Linked DNA regions of Homo sapiens: region 1 is linked to region 2. Evidence: read pairs that join two places in POLR2A ChIA-PET (ENCODE). Cell type or tissue: A673. All regions are shown on one strand. Each heading gives the region's core, and the rest is flanking DNA. Links, peaks and the distances in the headings are about the cores only. Region 1 overlaps CACNB2 (calcium voltage-gated channel auxiliary subunit beta 2). Region 2 overlaps TRDMT1 (tRNA aspartic acid methyltransferase 1).

Region 1 (4,402 bases), core at 204-4,203, 1.0 Mb before region 2:
ATTTTTAAGGCAGATTTCCTGGATGCATTAATAAGACATAACATTTACATTATGTTTCACATGCAGTCAAGCCCATTACCTACAAAAGAGGAAGGAAGCAGTTCTGCAGGTAATGTGGAATGGCAGCTAATCTGGAAAAGATTATATTAGTTTTGCATTGCATCATTTAGTTTCTATTTAAATGTGCACATTCAACTTCCAGCGATTTTACAGTCATCAAATGCCAACGATGATGTGCTCCAGAGAATCCCACCAGAAGAACTCAACATCGCCCTGGGTTCATATGTGGATGTATACGCATCAGTTCCTTAGAATTCTTTAGAATTAATACGTGTTCAGGGGCTTTCTCTCTCTAAACGTCGTATCTTCTACCGCTCAGCCCTTCTCTAAAACAGTGTGCTTAAGAGTTGCCTTTCCAGTAGCTGAGATGACTACAGAAAAGGACTTCAGTCCTTTTTCAGGCTGGGCTCCAGTCTGAAAATTTAACAAATAAGGTGAACAAGCAATAAGGAATGAGGAATAACGTCAGATTCATTTTAAAACAATCTTTTTATTTTATTTTATTTTTTTGAGACAGGGTCTCACTCTGTTGCACAGGCTAGAGTGCAGTGGCACGATCATGGCTCACTGCAGCCTCCAACTCCTGGGCTCAAGCAATCCTCCCACCTCAGCTTGCCAAGTAGCTGGGACCACAGGTGTGCACCACCACACCCCACTAATTTTTTAGTTTTTGTATAGATGGGGTCTCACTATGTTGCCCAGTCTGGTCTCGAACTCCCAGGCTCAAGCGATCCTTCCACCTTAGCATGCCAAGTGTAGCTGGGACAACAGCCACATATCACTACATTCCACTAATTAAAAAAAAGTTTTTTGTGTGTGTACAGATAGGGTCTCACTGTGTTGCCCAGGCTGATCTTGAACTCCTGAGCTCAAGTCATCCTCCAGCCTCAGCCTCCCAAAGTGCTGAGGTTACAGGCATGAGCCACTGTGTCCAGCTAAAACAGCCTTTTTGAAGCTCCTTCTAAATGGCTAAAGGCTTATCAGTCCATGGGCTCATTTACCTGTTTGGGTTTTAGGGTTTAGCATTTGTGTTAAAGTGTTTTTATAGTTCCTCTGACAAGAAAGATGCAACTAATATTCGTAGGTTTCTAAAATTCAGGGTTTAAATAGAAACTTGAGATTTTTTAAAAGCAGCACATACAAAGCATACATATGTCAACTTCTACTATGCAGAATTCTACATCAAAACTGTTAATTCACTCTCCTTTTTGCTGGTACAATGATAACTCCTTTTTCATAACGATGATTCTTTTTACTTATTTGTAAACTATTTTTTAAATTGACAAATAGAAACTATATATATAGTATACAATATGATGCTTTTAATAATAATGGTTCTTAAGTAACAAATGAAGCTAAAGTTTTGCTATGTGATATGCAACATGCAACATAATACATCATGCCCATGTACATGTTAAATATATTTGAAAAGAAAGAACAAAAATTAGTCAAAAGGTAAATGAATGTGTGCAATTTTCTAAGCTTTGCAGTACTGCAGGTGTTTACATTACAGATTTAAGTGACACATGATTTCTATATGTTACAAACTTCAATATATTTTGTAACATTCTAGTAATGCTTATTAACTAAGATATATAGTTTCTCCCCCACCCCACCTTATCCATGAGGGATGCCTTCCAAGACCTCTGGTGGATGCCTGAAACCATGGATAGTTCTGATATACTGTTTCTTCCTATACATACACACCTATGATACAGTTTAATTTCTAAGTCAGACACAGTAAGAGATTAACAATAGCTAAAAATAAAATAGAACAATTATTGGCTGGGTGCAGTGGCTCATGCCTGTAATCCCAGCATTTTGGGAGGTCATGCCTGTAATCCCAGCATTTTGGGAGGCAGAGGTAGGCGGATCACCTGAGGTCAAGAGTTCAAGACCAGCTTGGCCAACATGGTGAAACCCTGTCTCTACCAAAACTACAAAAATTAGTCAGGTGTGGTGGCTCACGCCTGTAGTCTGAGCTACTAGGGAGGCTGAGGCAGGAGAATCACTTGAACCCGGGAGGTAGAGGTTGCAGTGAGCTGAGATCATGCCACAGCACTCCAGCCTGGGTGACAGAGTGAGACTCTGTCTCTAAATAAATAAATAGAAGAATTATAACAATATACTGTAATAAATGTTATGTGAATGTCGTCTCTCCCTCAAAATATTTTATTGTACTGTACTCAAGTTGACCTCGATTAACTGAAATCTTGAAAGAAAACCATGGATAATTGGGAACTACTGCACCAATCCCTCCCCAACAGTGGACTTAAAACTTTGGTTGGCTTAATGCTTACACTGGCATGTCTTACTTCACCTTCCAGCGAAAAATGGAGCCCGGCATTACCCTCCCCACTTTGCTTGCTAAGCTGCAGTGCAGAAGGCACCACTACTGCGCCCCCCAGCATGCTTTTTGGAGAGGACTGGAGCACACTGGGACGTTCATGTGAGAATCTGCATGTGCCCCTTTCTGGAATTTGAGGGAAGTACATGGACGCAGCCTGCGTCTTGCTCCTACATTTCCTTAGACATGTCTGAAAGCCAGAGAGTGGCTGGCTGGAGCAGTTGGTCCCATCGGGGAAAAGAAGGAACATGCACAGCATGAGGGGAATGGGAGAGAAAGAAGTGACTGCACAATGCTGCTGTTTCTGTGGCTCCATGTGACACAATACACAGGTGGGAGGATGAGGTGGACATAGTAGGGATGCCCAGGCAATAGCCCGAGCAGTGGATGCCCCATCTGGAGAGAGGAAGTCAGGGAAGAGGACTGCCTTCAGGAGACAAAGGAGATACAGCTATGTGTCTCTAAGAATCCTCATGGATGATGGCCATGCGCAGTGGCTCACGCCTGTAGTCCCCAGCACTTTGGGAAGCTGAGGCGGGTGAATCACCTGAGGTCAGGAGTTTGAGACAAGCCTGGCCAACATAGCGAAACCTTGTCTCTACTAAAAATGCAAAAATTAACTGGGCAGCCATGGTGGTGCATGCCTGTAGTTCCAGCTACTTGGGAGGCTGAGGCATGAGAATCACTTGAACCCGAGAGGTGGAGATTGCAGTGAGCCAAGATTGCACCACTGCACTCTACCCTGGGTGACAGAGCAAGACTCCATCTCAAAACAAACAAACAAAAAAATTCTCATAGATGGAGAGGGCCTGGGGAGACTGAAAACCGTAGATTCTCTCTCCCTGGACCCACCCCACAGAGGTAAGCATCAACAGATGGAACCCTTGCAAATTGGAGCAAGAACAAAGATGCCTTCCTGTCTCTGATGGGTTGTAGAAACTCTTTGCCTCCTTGACTTCTGATCTAAATCACTGGAGGAGTTAGGTTTTGATGAGGAGCAGGGAACATTGAAACACTACCCTCTTCTCTCCACTCCAGTAAGCTGGAATAGAAGAAAGAATTGAAGATCAGGCCAAGGACCCCATCCAATTCTAAGACTCAGAAGTGTGGTTTGGAGGTCATGGAGATCAGATTTCATTCATATTTGTGAATGGAATTTTAAGCTGCATAGAATTTTGTTGTTTAAATCCAAAATGACTGGTACATTAAACAATACACCAAATATTAAGAAAATGTGCTCACCCAGTGGAAAAGAAAGAGCTGTCATGGCACACAGTTAGAGGCATTGAATGGAAATAAAAATAGTAAAATTCACAGATTTTTGACTGTTCAACAAACTAGTCATGCGCATCCTCTATGCATATATAGACAACAATAACAGCTACCATTTACGAGTGCTCGCTGGGCTAATTGCTGCGCTTAGTACTTTATAAATCCCATTCAATTCTCACAATAACTATATGAGTTAGGTATTAGTGTCCCCATTATACGGATGAGAAAACTGAGGCTAGCAAAGGGATGTAACCTTCCCAATAGTGCAGAGGTAGTAAGTTAATGCTCAAGTCTTTCTGATTCAAAGGACCATGCTTCTAACCACTGGACAGATAACTGTCATGTTAATAACATATGTTGAAAGGAAAGTCCAGGAAATTTCTATTCAATGATACAGATCTTAAGAATTTTTTTTTAAAAACCCTCAAAAACAAAAAACACTTGACATCTACAAATGTATAAACATTAGAGAGTTTGGAATATAGAGTCTTGGGCATGAAAGCCAGACCTTTTTTTTTTTTTTTTTCTGGTAAAGTTTAAGGAATCCAGCAAGAAGTGAAGCATTTTACCACTAGTAGGAACTCATTAAATATTTGTGGCATTAAAATGAAATGAAGCCTACTCTTGAAATTGACTCTATACAGAAAGTACAGTATGGAATGCATATGTGATCAGAAGCAATAACATGTATATTCATTTACTCAACAAGTACTTTTGAATGTT
Region 2 (4,402 bases), core at 314-4,313:
AATATTAAAATAATTATATTTTTACAAGTCTTTAAAAAATTCAGTTAACTAGATATAGAGTACTAATGTTTATGTCACTTCTCATTTTTTCATTGACTTTTCCATAAATATGTCAGAAATGATCACCTCATAAGTTATGAGAAAGCATCAGTAAAGAGGACCGTAAACATTTTATAGTAAGGAACCATTCATGAGTGGTCATTCACTCAAAACAAATGTATGTAAAACAAAATCAAAGTCTTTGTTGTTCACACCTGTAATTGACTGCATCACATGTGTTTCTATTATTTCTTGACTTTTTAAGTAGTTTATATCTTTTGACTTCTATAAGCATGTGAATAGGTTACTTTCAGCTCTACATTTTTTGGGCGTATGCTAGCTACTTGATGATCTTTAGAAGACTTTCATAAGGTAGTTTAATTTTTAGTTTTTCTTTTGATTATTGTTGAGTTAGCAGGTAAAATAATGCACTGAGTTACAATTGTTGTAATTATAATGAGTTATAATTGTTTACTGGTGTGTATGTGCCTGTGACAGGTCACAGCACAATTGGCATGCCTTGAGAAAAGAGCCAAACCTTTCTTGTCTGACCTTGTTACTTTCCTTTTGTTGTTTCTCAGGGTCAAAACCAAGAGCAGCATTGAATTCTTTCGTTCCAAAATAAGAGTCATTTTTTTGTTTGCTTTTTGCCAATTATAAAAATAGTACATTCTTGCCAGGTGCGGTGGCTCATGCCTGTAATCCCAGCACTTTGGGAGGCCGAGGCAGGTGGATCATGAGGTCAGGAGTTCGAGACCAGCCTGGCCAATGTGGTGAAACCCTGTCTCTTTCTAAAAATACAAAAATTAGCCGGGCGTGGTGGCACACACCTGTAGTCTCAGCTACTCAGGAAGCTGAAGCAGAAGAATCACTTGAACCCAGGAGGTGGAGATTGCAGTGAGCTGAGATCATGCCACGGCACTCCAGCCTGGGTGACAGAGCAAGAGTCCATCTCAAAAAAGTAACTAAAGATATAAATAAAATAATAGTATATTCTCAATGAGAAAAAAATCGAATTATTCAAAAGAGTTTAAAGAAAGAAGAATTACCTCCAAATCTCACCACCAGGGGATAGCCTCTGTTGATATTGGCTGTTTTCTCTGTCTTAAGGTGCACACATACACATACACATACACTTTATAAAACTTGGATTTTTACTCAAGATATTCTGTAACTGCTCTATGTAGTAAATAATATGGATATTGCTTTGTGACAGTAAATATGGATGTTATCTTTTTAACATCTCTATTTTCATACATGTATGTAATGATACACTCTTATCTTTACATACTTGTTTACAATTTTCCTTAGCGAACATTTCCAGATGTAGTATAACTAGGTCTAATAATCAGAAGAATTATGTCAATTTATACCACAAATGACATGAAGGACAGCACATTTTCTTAAATCCTTGCTGGCATTAGACAGTGTTCATTTATCCAATCTTTGCCAAGCTGCTAGGTAAAACTGGTTAATGTGGATTTCTGTCATTATTGGTGAAGTTTGGCATCTTTTATATGTTTATCGATCATTTAAAATTTGGTATTTTTGAATTGCTTGTAATGAAATTTCTATTTTAACTGTTTTACTTTCAGGACTTGAGCTTTGTAAGAATTGATGAGACTGGGCAACTGAAAATATTCTGTGCTCCTTAAAAGACATGGGAGCTATAGTTTATAAGTAGCTCTCTCTCTGTATTTGTTGTATTTAGTATCCATATATAGAAATAAGTGATTGGGTATTACCATAAGGAAGTCTTCACTCCCCAAATTGAAGACTCTTGACCTTCTTTCTTCAATTTAGAACAGTTTTATCAAGAAGAATACTTCTATTTTGTAGATGTATGGTTAATTAATTACTTATTTACAGGACTTTTGCATTCATATTGCTCTGTTTGCCAGTTTGGAATTTGAAATGCTTCTCCTCATAGGAACAAATGGCATATTAGTTTGTGTTCACCTGATTGCCACTTAGAAGTGTTATTTGCAAGTGACAGAAACTTAGCTCAGACTGGTTTCCTAAAAGTTGTAACTCTGGACTCATTTAATTGACCAGGTCCAAATGTAGGCCCAGTTAGGGGTAGAGTTTGAAGCAGGGGCTCAAATCATGTCACCAGAAACCAGTTTTTTTCTCCATGTATCTCAGCCTTGTTTCTTCTAGGTTGGGTGCATTTTTATATATGTTCTCCCCTTATTGCATCAAAATGCCTGTAGTAGCCTCTGAACTTATCTCCATCCAAGGTTTAACGTGGTAAGAAAGATCAAGCTACTCTTGCTATTAATAGTTACACAAGAAAAAGCCAGGGGTCACCTCTTATTGTGCCTAATTGGCTTATTTTGAGTTGCATGCCCATCCTGAAACCGGTCTGGCTAGTCTTACTGGCTCAGGCACTTGACCGAGGCTTCTAGAAGCTAGGAGAAGGGGATTTGAGGCCATCTGAACCACTTCAACAGAGCATGAGTGAGGTAAGTTTCCCCCAAAGAAAATCTGGGACTATTGCCAGAAAAGGAGGGGCCAGATGCTGGTAAAACAGAAAACAAATGTCCACTCATTTTGTATCCTCAGTAGAGTGCTCAGTACATGATAGGTAATCTCACAGATATTTACTTACTGCCTGACAATAGCACTATTGGGACTATATTTAAGACATTTGTAACATAAATAGAATTTTGTAGGTTTCCTGGGAACTTCATTGTAGGTGTTAAAAAATTTGACCTAAATGTCAAACAATTACTTAAAAATGAGCATTGAGATAGATAATCATATAAGTTCAGACATATTAAATACTTTTTAAGCTAGCAGTGTTCTCAGAAACAGGAGAACAAGGAGGGTAATCAGTAATAATCTGGAGTTGATTTTAGGAAGTATAATTCACTTATTCTCTTGTATGTATTCAATTAATAGACGTTTATTGAGCGCCTATTCTGTGCCAATTACTGCAATGCCTGGGTGCTGAGAGTACCCATATGAATGAGACATGGTGTCAGCACTGAGATGATTGAGTAGTCTAGTGAGGGAGCCACTGTCCTGGGAAAAATGTGACAGCAGAGTGAACTGGAGTGTGATGAGAGTGCACGGATCAGCCTTCATGGTCCGTCACAGCAAACGGAGCTCAAGTCATTACATCTGCTTTCCAAACCTCCAGTGGAAAGGCCAGAGAGCATAGGGAACTACCACTCTCTTCCTTTATAGAACACTCTCTGAGAGTGTGATGCACTTATTCTGTCTCATTAGTCTGACTTTAGTCCATGGCTGCATCTAGCTGTAGAGGGGTGGCAGATATCCTTTTAGCAGGGTGCATTGCCACAGTGAATAAATTTGATGTTTGGTTATTGAAGAGGAGGAAGAAATAAATGTTGGGATATGCAAATAATTTTTGTAGAGATAGTATAACTAGAAATCATATTTTTGAGTCATTAGTAAAACATATTAGTAAAATTTCATTAGCAAAATTTAATTTGATGTAAAATTTACTTCAAAGAGACTGAGCACTAAGGAGAAATTGTGAAGTTCCTTGAGTTCTGAAATAGGAAAAATATGTTGTTTGCTATCCATCTTTCATACTGTTTCTTAAGTACTCATTTGCTTAGTGTTCAGTTTAGCATTTTGCTAGGTAGTTTGAAATGGGAAGAGGGACAAGGGAATTAAAGATTGATTATCATGAAAAAAAGCACGGCACTATTTCACCTAAGGTGCAGCTTTGTCTAGGAAATACTAGTTTCTCTCCTAATAGACAGTTATAAGTAGAAGGAAAAAATTAAGCATTAATGCAATGTTACTTCATGTTGATTCCCACAAATCAGGTTTTCTCTGTACCGAATATGGAAAGAGAGTTTTTTTTTTTTTTTTTTGAGACAGAGTTCCGCTCTTTTGCCCAGGCTGGAGTGAAGTGGCGCAATCTCGGCTCACTGCAACCTCCACCTTGTGGGTTCAAGCGATTCTTCTGCCTCAGGCCCTGAGTAGCTGGGATTACAGGTGCCTACCACCATGCCTAGCTGATTTTTGTATTTTTAGTAGAGACGGGGTTTTGCCATGTTGGCCAGGCTGGTCTCAAACTCCTGACCTCAGGTGATCCACCCGCCTCAGCCTCCCAAAGTGCTAGGATTAAAGGCATGAGCCACCACACCCGGCAGAAAGAGAAAATTTATATTGTTTGTCGTAGTTCACTTACTATTTTTATTCTTTAATAGTTATTTTAAACGTAGTATCTAGGAAAGGCAAATTAATAGACAAACATAGCCATAAAAGAGCATTTCTCTTGTATCAGTTCTTTAGTTTCTAACCAGTGAATTAGGGTGAAAAGGCCAAGATCTTTGTCAATAATGGCAGGTAGTAAAAGATGATCTGAAGACCTATACTTCTT

What was found. Peaks named below come from ENCODE experiments on the same cell type or tissue, not always from the same donor. Only the 100,000 strongest peaks of a DNase experiment are listed, where the experiment ranks them.
Region 1: POLR2A ChIA-PET joins it to region 2 with 9 read pairs; 1 of 35 experiments calls an interaction of 5 or more read pairs at or near these places.

Annotation. Positions count from the first base shown.
Region 1 is chr10:18,204,780-18,209,181 of GRCh38, reverse strand. All of the region lies in intron 2 of CACNB2 (calcium voltage-gated channel auxiliary subunit beta 2), which reads right to left. Among named protein-coding and RNA genes, the nearest start is that of CACNB2-AS2, 55 kb to the left of the region's middle. In A673, for the core only: no CTCF peak of the experiment used is centred there; no DNase peak of the experiment used is centred there; H3K27ac peaks cover 333 bases.
Region 2 is chr10:17,180,028-17,184,429 of GRCh38, reverse strand. All of the region lies in intron 1 of TRDMT1 (tRNA aspartic acid methyltransferase 1), which reads left to right. Among named protein-coding and RNA genes, the nearest start is that of TRDMT1, 19 kb to the left of the region's middle. In A673, for the core only: a CTCF peak has its summit at 1,105 (motif pointing right); a DNase peak (open chromatin) is centred at 2,539.